2 separate regions of the Homo sapiens genome follow, and region 2 is linked to region 1. A link is a contact called in ENCODE Hi-C or POLR2A ChIA-PET data. All regions are on one chromosome and are shown on one strand. Each heading gives the region's core, a stretch centred on a gene start or an enhancer-like site at or near the end of the contact. The rest is flanking DNA. Distances are from core to core; before and after follow the strand shown. Region 1 overlaps TTC27 (tetratricopeptide repeat domain 27). Region 2 holds the start of LINC00486 (long intergenic non-protein coding RNA 486).

Region 1 (6,890 bases), core at 4,367-6,866:
GTGTAACTATGAACACTGGCAGATTTGGGAAAACTACATCCTCACCAGCACTGACGTTGGGGAATTTTCAGAAGCCATTAAAGCTTATCACCGGCTCTTGGACTTACGTGACAAATACAAAGATGTTCAGGTAGGATATTCCTATTCCGTTATTTCAGTTTGTGTTTGATACTAATCCTTGATCATATGGTATAAATTATTTCCTTGAATATGCACAGGAAAATTTTGTTAAACACATGTAACATATGAAAAGGGTATTTTTTTCTAGTCAAATATTCTTCATGATATATAGAATTCTGCTATTCTAATGTCAAATTTGTTTGTACAGTCATAAACTGAATATTACTCTGACTCAGTTATGAAAATCTGATATGTGGGTTACATATATAGTCACTTTGCAGAAACTAAATAAAACACTGTGTTACTTAGTACTTTGGGTATCTCTGTGTGTTCTCTGACTTTTGGTAGCTGGAATAAATCCTATACTCACTTGTTCATTCATTTAACAAGCATTTACTGCATACCTTCAGATGGTATGAACAATATATAGAGGATGGCTAACATTTTCTTTGCAATGTTTCATGAGATGGTGCTGTGTTTGGTGGAATAAAGTTATCCCTCCAGAAAGTATGGGAGATTCAAAGCTGTTGTGTCATCCAAAATATTAAATAAAAAAGACCATTTTGGTTTAATTGTAGTTGAAGACAATATGCTGTCTTCAGTGTAAAGTGATACTCTGAGATCATGCCACTGCACTCCAGCCTGGGTGACAGAGCAAAACTCTGTCTCTAAATAAATAAATAAATAAATAAACAAAACTGAATGGAATGATAGCCAAGTGAATGGAGAGATAGCAGAGTTTTACATCCCTAGAAAGGGTAGGGGCTCTAGTGAATCTGTTTGCACAGTCCCCTGACAGTCAATAGTTGTCCTGTTAACACTGCTGAAATTTTCCATTGAGATAGTTCTTCCTTTTCTACACTTAGCACCTTGGCAAAGGGCACTGATGAGACTCTGAACAGATCTCAGTATATTGTGACTGCTGAAAATAGTGCATATCTCTTGTTTACTGCAATTGTGATTTTTAAGATCTTTCTTTACTAGGAAAGATTTCTGAAACCTGTTCCTAAAATCTCAAGGAGAATGTAAATTATTTATATTTGTAGTATATTCCATCTTACAGTTGAAAGAAATTCTGTTGTTTTCTTTCATATTAAAAAAAATGTACATGAAACATTCAAATCCAACACTCCTCATTTAGACATCGCTGCTGGCTCAATTCCAGCATTCTTTAGAATCACACACTGTCAGAGCAAAAAGGGACCTTAGAAGTCCTCTAGGGCCAGGCTGAATTAGTTTACACACCAAGTCAGAAAGGAGTGTGAAGCTCCCCTCCTTCCTGATAAGCTAGACAGGGGACTTCTTCAAGCTGTCAGTCTGCTTTTCTATCCTCTTGGTATTACTGCTGATAACTTGGCTGTGTCATCTCTTTCTTAATTGTCTTAGAATTGGCTTCCTTGGTCAGTCTGATCCTGTTAATCTTCTGTCCTGTGCCTCCATTTTCTAACTAATCTGCTTGTCTTTCTGTTGTGAGTGGGATTTCCCCTCTAAATCTATACTTTAACCCCAGTAATCTCCTTCATATCTGCTAAGGATTAGTAACAACTGGCTCACCAGGTTGGCTTTTTGGATCTTGAGAAAATCCTGGTCATCCTTTCATGCTTGGCACCAATAGAAGTTGTTTTATATAAGGTACCCAAATAGGTCTAGGCCTCTCTCATCCAGTAAGAGACAGACTTATTACATGTACACATGAAAGGAAGTGGCTTTTCTATTTGCTCTTATTCTCCTTCGCTTCCCAAGGCACATAGAGCAGGTCAAAGTGGTATGTGGTAAAATAACAATAATTAATATTTACTGAGGGCTTGCCGTGTGTCTGAAACTATCCTAAGCACTTCACATGTATTAGCTCATTTAATTCTCACCTCAGCTGTGGGGGATAGGATTATACTGTCATAAGCTATGTCTAACTCTGGATGGATGGATGGATCTCTCCACCTGCTTGTTTTAAGGAAATTAAAAATATCAGACAAAATAACTATTCAAAGATTGTTTGGAAAAGCTGTTACTTGTACATCATAGAGTTATAAAGTCATCAAGATAATGCCGATTTTAGTTAACTTAGATGAATTAAGTATGGCAAATCTTGCTAACTCGTGTATTCTAAAAGAAAGGCAAGAAAAAGTGAAGCAGAAGTGGTTACAATAGCTGAAAAGGTATTGAAGAATGTTACTTAAATTTCTCTTTTCTTACCACCCCTACCACCCCCAGATTAGGAGTCTCATTCTCTCTCAGGATGAAAAAACATTCTTGCTAATGTTTAGATGATACTTCTGTATTTGAGTATCTGTAAATGTGTAGGGAGAGAGGTGATATTTAGAATTATCTATTGGTAGTAACAGTGGTATTATAGATACCAAAGGATATAATTTTGGTAACAATAACCTGAGTATGTAGATAGTTGATTCTGATAAAACTTTCAGTTGTGATTTGCCCTGTTGGATGCCAAATCAAAATCATTGGAATTTTAAGAACATTTGCTTAGAAATCTTTCAGCCGGCTGGGTGCAGTGGCTTCTACCTGTAATCCCAGCATTTTGGGAGGCCAAGGCGGGAAAATTACTTGAGCCCAGGGGTTTGAGACCAGCCTGCACAACATTGCAAAACCCTTTCTCTACAAAAAAAATACAAAAAAAATTCAGCTGGGCTTGGTAATATGTACCTGTGGCTACTCGGGAGGCTGAGGTGGGAGGGTTCCCTGAGGCTGGAGAGGTTGAAGCTGCAGTGAGCCATGATCACACCACTGTACCCCAGCCTGGATGACAGAGCAAGACCCTGTCTCCAAAAAAAAAAAAAAAAAAAAAAAAAGAGAAGTCTTTCAGGAGCCTTCCCTAAGAAAGAATAAAAGGACCCAAAATGCATAGAGATGCATTTGAGCATTTTTCAGAAAAGAAAAAAAAAATCTAAAAAAAATAGCTATATTTTCCTAGTATGAATTCAGATAACGTGATTTAACTTTTATCTTAAGTAGATTTTTTCAAACATATTTTAGTGGTCATAGTCTTAGCTTTTTACTCCTGTAATCATGGGGAATTTTCAATATAGCAAAATTGTGTTCTGATTCCAATGTAACATGTTCTAATCCTGTACCTGTTTTTTTCTATTTTATGGATGTGGATTATTGCCATTAAATTTTTTTTTTGTGTGTGTGTATAAATTCATGCTTATTTTAATACAGACATAGGGTAAATTAGCCTCAAATTTTTCTGTTTTTTCCTCACTATTTGTAATTGAAGAATGAGTAGATATACTACCTTTATCATTTTCTTTCTTGTTTATCCATTTTATAATTTTATTAATAATATTTTAATTGGCAAACTCTAATTGTATACATCTATGGAGTACCATGTGATGTTTTCATATGTGTATACAATGTGGAATGATTAGATCAGGCTGATTAACATACCCACCACCTTGTTTACCTATCTTTTTATGGTGACATATTTGACATTTTACTGAGGTATTTTGAAATATACATTATCATTGACTGTAGTCACTATGCTGTGCAGAAGATCTCAAACTTAATCCTCTGTCTGAAACTTTGTATCCTTTCCCCAACAATTCCCCATTTCCTCCCCACCCCACCTCCACCCCACCCTGACGCTAGTGACCATCATTCCTTTCTGTATAGTTTGTTATTAGTATTATAGATGTGCTACTGATGTTTGTATGTTGATTTTGTATCTGAATTTATTTCATCAGTTCTAATAGTTTTTACATGGACTCTTTATGGTTTTCGCTAAGATCATATTGTCAGCAAATAGAGACAGTTTTGCTCAGTCCTTACCTATTAGAATATCTCTTATTTCTTTTTTCTTGCCTAATTGCTCTGTCTAGGACTTCCAGTACTATGTTGAAAAACACCTTTGTCCTAATTTTGACTAATGTATAGTTTGGTAAAACCCAGGAATGCTTTTCTATAATAGCACTTATTTGTATTTATTTCTAGATTATACATATTTTTATTCATCTATCATAAAACTGATTTTCATGTTCCTACATAATTAGTTCCTGTTCAGTTTTCCAGTTTTTGACTATTATAAATAATGTCATGAATATCCTTGCAGACGAATCCTCATATATAGCCATACTTCTTTCCCCAAGGTAAATTCTGATGTTGATTTGTTGGGATATTTTTCCTTTTCTTCCTTTTTTGTTTTTCTGGATACCTTGGGCAACATTTTGGGAAAATAATTTAAGTATTGCATTATTGACATTCATTTGTTGTTTATATGTGGAAGAGGAAGGAAAGGGGATTAATATATATTGAGTGCTTACTATGTTTCTGCCACTTAACACAGGTTATCTTTTATTGGGCATACAGTATGTGAGGTGGATAGTAAATACTCCTCATTTTATAGTTGATTAATATGAAACCCAGAGAGCTTATATAACTTGAGCAGTCATTTGGCTAGTAGGAACCAAAGACAGAAATCACAGGTAGGCATGTCTTATTTTTTTCTTTGTCACGCCTTGAAGTCTGTGGGGGAAGATTTATGTCAAAAGCACATTTTCCCATCATATTAATGTGCTTGTGAACTATACCTAACAAAGGTTTTTAAAAATTCAGACATAATGTGCAGATAATAAGCCAGGCATGGTGGGATGTGCCTACAGCCCCAGCTACTTGTGAGGCTACAGCAGGAGGATTGCTTAAGCCCAGGAGTTTGAGGTTTCAGTGAGCTATGATCGTGCCACCACACTCCAGCCTGGGCAACAGAGCAAAACCCCATCTCAAAAAAATATGAAATAAAATAACAAAATAAAAAAATAATTTGCAGATAATTTTAACTACATGTATTCTTATGTAATCACCACCCCAAACAGTTATGGAACATTTTCATTACTACAGAAAGTTCTCTTACATGCATTTCCAGTCAGTTGAAACACCACCTCTTTCCCCCATGAGGCAACTACTTTCTGATTTCCATCTCCACAGTTTAGTTTTGCTTTTTCTTGAATACCATATAGATAGAATCATACAGTATGTATTCTTGCATATTGAGGTTGTCCTTTGTGTGTATTTTTATTTGATGCTTTCTTTGGGGACAGGAGAAGATGGTGTTGATGTGCAGTGGGGCAAGTTGCCAATGAAATTGAAGTTCTGGGACACTTGCTGGCTGTGCATTACCCGAAAGTAAAGAGAAGAGGAGAGAATGGATATATGTTATAAAAATTATAGCTTTGGAAAATAGGTATTCTCTCCATTTAACTGTTGAGGTACCTGAGGCTCAGCAAAGTGAATTAATAAGGTTGATTTCTTATAGCTAGCGAGCAGTAAAGCTAAGGCTTGACATCTGGCGTATTTAACCTAAAGCCCTTTCCACAGTCTAAGAACTGTTTTTTGTTTTGTTTTTTGGTTTTTTTTTGAAGGACTGAAAAAGACAATGCTAAACTGCCTATCTCTCTCTGATAACTGAGGTTTGGGGAAGCCAAGGGTCAGGGTTATCAGACCAGGAAACAGAACAAGTACTTAGAGAGCTCCAAGTGGAGCAGGGAGCTAGCCAAGCAGGGGAGGTGGGAAATTGCTTCATTCTTGGCCTGGAGCCCTCCTGGTAGTTTTTGTAATGGGTTAAGGCAGTCCTATTCCTTCCTGCTTTGAGGACCTCCAGGATTCAAAGGGCCAGTGCCTTGCACTTTAGGCCAAGACTTTGATGAGACTAGCCCAAGGAAGTCAAGGTTAGTGTTGGGAAACGAATAGTTAATACATTTCTCTTTGTGGAGATTCTTCTACATTTATGTTGGAATTGCCGCTCCTCTATGTGAGAGGCCTTCAACTCTCTTCACAGGCCAGTGTTAGTTTCCCAGTCATTCTCTGCTTGTTGCATTCCCTAAGTGTGGTTCCTGATGGAGGTGAGAAATAGGGTTGGGACAGAGAATGAAACATAAGTTCTACTATTACCTAAATGAAATCAAGATGTGGGTAAGGGATTTAAAGGCCATTATATGAACTCAGTGGGATAGTATTGGTTTGGGTGGGATATGAGGGCTATAGAGCTGTTTATACTGACTAAAATGAAATCTGTCACATACAAAGAATCCTTAATAAGATTATCAGCAGATTTCTCATAATAAACTTTGGAGGCCAGCAGGCAGTGGACTGATATATTCAAAGTGCTAAAAGAAAAAAACTGTCAATCAAGAATCCTTTATCTGGCAAAACTGCCTTTCAAAAGTGAGAGAGAAATTAAGGCATTCCCAGATAAACAAAAGTTAAGGAAGTTCATTACCACTAGAACTGCCCTGCATGAAATGCTCAAGGGGGTCCTGCAGGGTGAAAAGAAAGGACACTAGACAATAACTCAACGCTGGATAAAGAAATAAAAATCTCAATAAAGATAAATATAAGAACAATTATAAAAGCTAATATTATTGTAACAATGTTTGTTGTTGTTGTTGTTTGAGATGGAGTCTCGCTCTGTCACCCAGGCTGGAATACAATGGTGCCATCTCGGCTCACTGCAACCTCTCCTTCCTGGGTTCAAGTGATTCTCCTGCCTCAGCCTCCTGAGTAACTGGGATTATAGGTGCCTGCCACCACGCCCGGCTAATTTTTGTATTTTTAGTAGAGACGGGGTTTCACCATGTTGGCCAGGCTGGTCTTGAACTCCTGACCTCAGGTGAGCCATCCACCTCGGCCTCCCAAAGTGCTGGGATTACAGGTGTGAGCCACCATACCCGGCCTGTTACAATGTTTTTTTTAACTGTACTCTTTGTTTTCCATATGATTTAAGAGACTAATACATTAAAAAAACAGTTATTAGTCTAAAA
Region 2 (6,995 bases), core at 3,253-5,752, 33 kb after region 1:
TTCTGCTGGAAGCAGATTCTGGAAAAGGTGCTTTCACCTGCTGGTAAAAGATACATCTGTATATCTGAAATGCAAGATATTGATTTTTAAAATAAATTTGTTTTATGACTTAACATTCTTGGTTTTGTGATGTTTTCAATTTTATATGCTTTCTGAAGTATATTAAATTTTTAAAACTCCCTATTTCGTTAGGTCTAATTATAGTTGAGTTCAGTATTTTTATTCTTGAGGTATTTTGGCACAAAGAGCAATTAAATTAATTTTGTTTTTAATATAGTGTTTATTCTCTTTCAACCTAACATTAATTGGATCATACTTTGGAAAACCTTTTGTCTAAACAGGTGAAAATCACGTACTACAAGTTTGTGAAATCATTAGATTGACTGCTTTATTGTTCAAAAGTGATAAAAGAGTGGACTTGGAGCTAGAAACATTTATGTTTCTTGAGATTTTGTGCTTGTTTCAGAAAGATACAGACTTGGCGAAATTGGAAATGTGAGCATGGTTTAACTTCTAAATCAAGAAAATGCAAGAAAAAAATGGCATAACCTAAATTTTTGCTTAGTTACTAGGAACTAGGCTGTTACCCCTTCATTATGTATACAACCGGCCCCAAAGATAGTTGTTTAATTAGGGTATTATGGGTGAAGACAGCTATTAATGGTGCCATATTACAGAAATGCGAAAGTAAAATGCTTTCAATGTCTATGGAGCCAAATATTGAAGGCAGCAGCTGAGCTTAATAATCTTAGTACAAAAGTCATAGTGAGGAATTCTAAGTCCTGGCTTGGGTTGCTACATTTTGGGTCCCATGTATAAATCACTTGGCCCTTTTTTTTTTTTCCATGTTCTTATATATAAGATGTAAATAATTTCTACTCGTAGCCTCTTTGTGAGTTTCAATTGCCTTTGGAAACTTAAAAATTCATAATCCATTAAGTATCCTGAACATTTAAAAACCATCTTTAAAAAACCCTTTTATTAGTGAATTTTGATTATGAATGCTTACCAGTGCTAAATGCTCTCATTTCTTAACCACTGCTTCTTTTCTATTAGCATATTGCCTTAAAAAGAAGTTGGCATATGCCCCAAAGCAGTTTCTCTTATAGCAGAGACAATACCTGTGAGAAAGACCAATAAAATGAGTTAACATTAAGGGTCTACATAAACCTTTTATAGAAGTCATTGAGGAATAGATGGGTGAATGGATGGGTGGATGCTTGAATGGGTGGATGGAACAAGATTTTAAGATTAATTTTTATTAGTATCAAGCTGTGAACCCTAATAGAAAGTGGACAGAAAATAAATACTGAAAAGGACAATCATTTCAGCAGTCAAGTAGAAGACTGAAGTAGAGCATCAAAGTTGTAGAAGTTTTTGGTCTTCAGTTTGCTTTCCTTGGGTTCAAGGTAGAAAGGCATCAGTGATTGTGAGAAGTCACAAACCAAGTCACAGAAGAGCTATCTCCTTGCAGTCATGTTCTCCAATGCTGTGCTGGACAAAATCAAAGTAATATATATATTACTCTTTTATCTTGGAGTGATCTCACAAAAGTGAGAGCTACTAGATGTTTTCTTTAAAGGCATAGACCTATTATTATTATTATTTTTTAATCTTACTTAGGTGAGTGTTTAAGATAATTGAAGAAAATGTGTGGGGAGGTAAAGTAGGGAAAGCTTGGGGTTTTCTAAAAGCCTCATCTCTGCTACCTAACATTTAATATTTAATTTAGCTACTTGGTTTTTTCATCTGACAAATGAGTGTGATGATAATAGTACTTTTCATCAAGTTGTTCCTATCTCTTAAAAAACATTTTCACCTAGCCTCAGAGTTAGTGATACAGAATCTGTATACACTCCAGCCTGGGTGACAGAGCAAGACCCTGTTTCAAAAAACAAAAAGCAAAAAACCTTAAAACAATGCTGTATTATTTATTATACGATCTTTGGTGCTTTGTGTTGATATATTATGGTTAAATGCTTGTGTTTCCAAATGCCTTATGTTTTATAAGTTTCACTTTGGTTTCCAATTATTAACACTTTTGCTTTCAGAATTATTCTTTTGCTTTTCCAATTAGAAAAATAGAAAAGATGTGATTCTTTAATCTTACTGCCTTCCCAGAGTGTGAATAATAATTATAATAGCTACAAGTTATTGAGTTCTCACTATGTACCAGGCATTTCACCTGGCATCATCTTTGACCATCAAAAGAGCCCTGCTAGGTCTGTTCGTGATATCACTAGAAAACTAAGGGTCACAAACTCTAGAAAGAGAAAGAGCCAGGATTTGAAGACTACTAAAGCCTGCATTGTTTCTGCTTTCGCTGAAGCTTCCAGTTGACCACTGATTTCAATCTTCTCTTTCTAATAATGGGATCTGGACAGTTTGCCCAGCATCATTTATAAAGTTCTCCAAGAGAAATTCTGTGAGGTCTCTGTTAATAATAGCCTGTGGTTTGTTAAGATTATTTACTCTTGGCCGGGCACGGTGGCTCACGCCTGTAATCCCAGCACTTTGGGAGGCCGAGGCGGGTGAATCACCTGAGGTCAGGAGTTCAAGACCAGTGTGGCCAACATGGTGAAACCCTGTCTCTAATAAAAATACAAAAAAATTAGCCGAGCATGGCGGTGGGTGCCTGTAATCCCAGCTACTCAGGAGGCTGAGGCAGGACAATCGCTTGAACCCGGGAGGCGGAGGTTTCAGTGAGCCGAGATTGCGCCACTACACTCCAGTCTGGGCAACAAGAGCAAAACTCCATTTCAAAAAAAAAAAAAAAAAAAAATATATATATATATATATATATATGTAATTTACTCTTTTTGAATAAAAAGTTTTAATAAATTCCTCACCAGCTTTTCCCCAGAGGTAGCATAATAAGCATAGTAAATGGGGCCCCTAACTGCAAAAGAGAGAAGATAGGCTTCAGTGGAATACCTAAATGCAAACTCAAGAAGCTTGCAGCGATGGTATTGAGACTGGAAGGCAGAGCAGTGGCCGTGTGTTGAGAGGTGGGAGCAGGTGGGACTCAGAGCTCAGATTCCCAGAGTGGACGTTGAAGTCCCCATTTAGGGGTGGAAGGCTTGGACCCACCTAGGATGGAGCCTTAGCACAGATGAGGACACAGCCATTGAAAGCATCGACTTATTTGACTGTGTTATCAAGACTGTTCTTATGCTGTACTTGTTTCTCTTGGGCATGCCATTAGTGTGGTATTCATAAGCAGAAATGTAAAAAAGAAATGACAAGAAGTATGTGTAGTAAATCCACCTACTTTCCAGACTTAGTTCAAAGATTATGACCTAAGCAGAGGTCTGGTTAGTTTAGGCTTTGTGAACGTTTGTCCAAATTATAGTAGGTTTACTAGCTAAAAACCCTGGGTGAGTCTGATGAAAAGTATTTCTTTTTTTCCATTGCTGTTTTTGTAACATCCACATCAATCTAAATTGCTGTTTAGATAAGGTAACTCTACTTTACTGGCCAAGAGTGAGGAATAAAATCTGTTAAGTGGATGCAACACACTTCCTTTCTGCCTATTCATTCAAAAGGCCCTATAGTGAAATGGCAAAGAGCCTTTATTCAAATGGTGGGTGCCATGCTGTGGTAATACAGATGGATTTTTCACAACATGCAGAAGTGCTTATAAATAGATACGTTTCAATCAACAAGTAGCTTATTCAGGCATGTGCTCAAATATAGTAGCTGCATTCATTAGACAGACATTTCCACTAATCCCAAGACTATACTAATAAAAGAGTAATCCCTTATGGGCTAAAGGTGGTGCTGGTTTGCTTTTAACTCTTGGAGTCCTTCACACACCAAGGCCTAATAATAATTGTAGCTGTATTTGGTTTTCACCAAGTGAACTTAACCCATTTATGCCGGAGGTTGCAATTTTTAAAATTTTTGCAATCAGAGCTTGGTGATGACCTTGAGCAGTAGAATATAAATAACTCTCACACGCTTAGCGTTCCGATAATGGAACACTAAGCATAAATGGGTTAAAAGCCGAGCTTATCTTGGAATTTTTCTATTCTTATTTTTTTAAATTGCAGGAGCTTAGTGAAGAAAGAGGTGCTTTTTACTCTAGATATGTAGCTTTCAGCAAAGCCAATTCAAAAATCAGTTTGTGTGTGTGTATGTTTTCTCGATACTTTATCATAAAGCACTTGTCTCTTTCACCTTGGTTCATAGAAGTGTTCGCTTGAGCAGATTCTGTTTTGTTCTTTGATGTTAGGATAAATAACAATGGTCAGTTTTGAGAGCATTTGCAAGCTCTCACTATAGTGGTTTGCCTTTTTACGTGGACTTTTTCCCCTTCAATAGCTCTTTACTCCTCCTATGTTACTCAGAGCTAGCTGTAATCCGTTTGCTTAGCACAACACCAAAATCTTTCCCTTGCCAGTGGTGTCAAATCTGCCTTCCTTTTTATTATTCTGACTTATAAACTGCAGTGACCTCTGAGTCAACTTCGCCATCTCTTGGCCCTGTGCCAACATTGTGTTCTGTGAAAAGAGAGTCCTGCCAAGGGCTACGAGGCAGAAAACTGATATTATTAAAGTGGTCTTCTGAACGGTAAGTATCAGCCATTTTCTAATCTTTTGTGATGTTATTGCCAGAAAGGGGGAGGGGGGGGTAAATCATGTTAATGTTGTTAAGGATCTAACCCATGCATTGCTAACTTTTTCCAGATCGAGGGCTCAGATGCACATCAGTATCTATAGGCACACAGAAATTATTGCACAGCGCTGTTCACAGACAGATGTGCTTCTTGAAGACTCTATTACTGTGAGACTCGAAGAAGTTTCTTAATGTCTGAGCCTCAGTTCCATTATCTGTAGCCTGTTAGTGATCCATATTGTACAGGGGTGTTATATACAATACCAGTTGAGAAGATGCATATAAAGTGCTTTAAAAATAAATGATATAGAAACATGATGCAAGCAAGAGTGTCTTCGAAACCATTTGATTATTAACACTGACAACCTTTTCTGTGCCCCACTCAGAAGCCTGATGACATTCAGTGCTGCTGGGCTGTGATACCAAAATGTTTATTAGCATTTTCATTCTATAGCAACCTTTTCCCCATTTCTGGGTGGCAAGTGGTGATAAGGGAAGGGATAAAGAAGAAAACATGATGGATTTTTATGAAGTAAACGAGAAAGAACCAAGTTCCCATCATTAGGATTTCTCAGGTTGGTGCTAAGAAAAGGAAAGAAAAAGAGGATGGGGAGTAACAGGCAAAAGCAAAACAAAAAACTGATGAAATGGGGAAGTGGCTGACTAGGATGAAGTCAGAGAATTAGAAGACCTGGATGAAGTCTCAGCTTTACCGCCTCCTAGCTGTGACCACACCTGAGCTCCTGAACCTCTCAGCCCCAATTTCCTCAGCTATAAAAATGCAAATACCCACCCTACAGACCAGACTGAATTTATCAGATGATGTATGTGAAGTACTATGTGAGCAACTGTGTACAATTAGTTATTGTTATGATCAAGAGAAAGGGGCATTGTGGATGGTCTATCGGTTCCCAGGGGCTGGTGGAGTCCCTGGATAGGAGTATGCAGCAACTTGGCTCCAGTTTCTGTAATCCCATGGGGGTCAGAACCCTGGGGTTTGAGAAACAATGCTGCAGAATATCTTTCAGTCTTGTCCTTCATCACTCTATTTACTGAATCAATTTGGCCTAGAGGATATCTGGTGCCAGGGTTGATAAAAGCTGTCTTGGGATTTTTACAGCTGTCTGGTCAGAAGACATGCTTATGCCATAACAGCTCCAGCTCCTTCTCTCACTCTCTCTCTCTCTCTCTCACACACACACACACACACACACACACACACACACGAACAGCACTAGAATGTGCTTTACATATGAAGTTGATTCCCCTGATCATTATCAGTAGGACATAGGGTGATTTCTTCAGATAGGTATGCTCTGATTAATGTTCACCCTCCTCCTTTAATAAATTGCAGAAGTGTCCCATGTTTATCTCCAAAAAATTAGAAAATACAAATAAGCAAGAAGAAAAAAAATCATCCAAAATCCCACCCCTGTAGAAGTTAACCCTGTTAACTTTTTTGTATATCCTTCCAGACTATTATATAAATAAATACACATATATCTGAGAGATATTGGCTTTTTGTTTGTTTTTACTTAATTAAGCTTTTCAGTAAAACACATGGAAGCAGGCCCTTCATTAACATTTGTGGAGCTCCAGGCCAGAGTACATATAGAGGCCTGCTTACTATATATCTAAATATTTCAAAGTTAAAAATCAAGCAAAGAAATGGTTAAATAAAATTTGTTTTATGCTTTGATCTTGACAGATATTCCTTTATAATGACTTGGAAGGACATATTTTAATTTGGAGTTCTCAAACATCTCAGAATTCAACCAAAAAGGGGTGCAGAGAGAGTCAGCTCCCTTCCCCTATCCTGCTTTTCAGGGTCCCAAGTACACATGTGCACACTCCAGCTGCAGGTGTCAGGCATGTCTTCAGCACCCACAAACAGCTCTGCATGGCTACCACTCAGACCTGGGAGTGCACAGACCAGACGCCACTCCACCCTCAGGATTATGGGCACAGAAGAGAGGCACATGCAGCTTCTGGATGCAGGCTTTGGGCCTGTGGGCAGGGAACTCCTGGGGTCCCAGTTACCTGAGCGTGGTCTAGAAGATGGGGCTAATACAGGCTCTAGGCATAAGCAAAAAGTGTCTGGAGGAGGGACAGAAACAGAAAGTCCCAAAGCATAGGGATTTCTTGCCTTGGTTTAAGGGTGGTACTGACGGGAAAATGGTGTCAGATACAGGAGTTGTTGGGAAGAACACCTATTCCTCTTTCCTTAATATTCCTTGAAAGTGAGAAAATTTCTGTTCCACAAGGTAGGAAGCAAAAGAAAAGGAGCCTCTCTCTACTCCATATTTATTCCAAGGGAGGAGGAGCAACTTAAGGAACTAAGGAACCAGACAAATCCAACTCTCTCTCTCCCTCTTTGT

What was found. A loop is a pair of places that touch in the nucleus more often than their neighbours do. ChIA-PET counts read pairs that join two places held with the same protein, here RNA polymerase II (POLR2A). Pooled maps may share reads with other maps.
Region 2: a pooled map shows a loop between it and region 1 (2.1-fold over the local background). The contact joins the promoter of LINC00486 here to the enhancer-like site in region 1. A Hi-C loop is called at or near these places in 6 of 168 maps with a recorded cell type or tissue (Caco-2, HCT116, cardiac septum and 2 more), 1 of 37 single-sample maps with no recorded cell type and 3 of 50 pooled maps. POLR2A ChIA-PET finds 5 or more read pairs at or near these places in 3 of 52 experiments (H1, HEK293 and OCI-LY7).

Annotation. Positions count from the first base shown.
Region 1 is chr2:32,787,020-32,793,909 of GRCh38, forward strand. TTC27 (tetratricopeptide repeat domain 27) reads left to right here. Exons shown (of 20, transcript NM_017735.5): 16 at 1-130. Among named protein-coding and RNA genes, the nearest start is that of LINC00486, 35 kb to the right of the region's middle. Within about 2 kb of position 5,617, at least 2 of the 41 ENCODE cell types and tissues checked have a DNase peak (open chromatin) inside an H3K27ac peak, as active enhancers do.
Region 2 is chr2:32,820,939-32,827,933 of GRCh38, forward strand. It overlaps LINC00486 (long intergenic non-protein coding RNA 486), which reads left to right and starts at 4,503. Exons shown (of 5, transcript NR_183193.1): 1 at 4,503-4,572. It overlaps TTC27 (tetratricopeptide repeat domain 27), which reads left to right. Exons shown (of 20, transcript NM_017735.5): 20 at 1-113.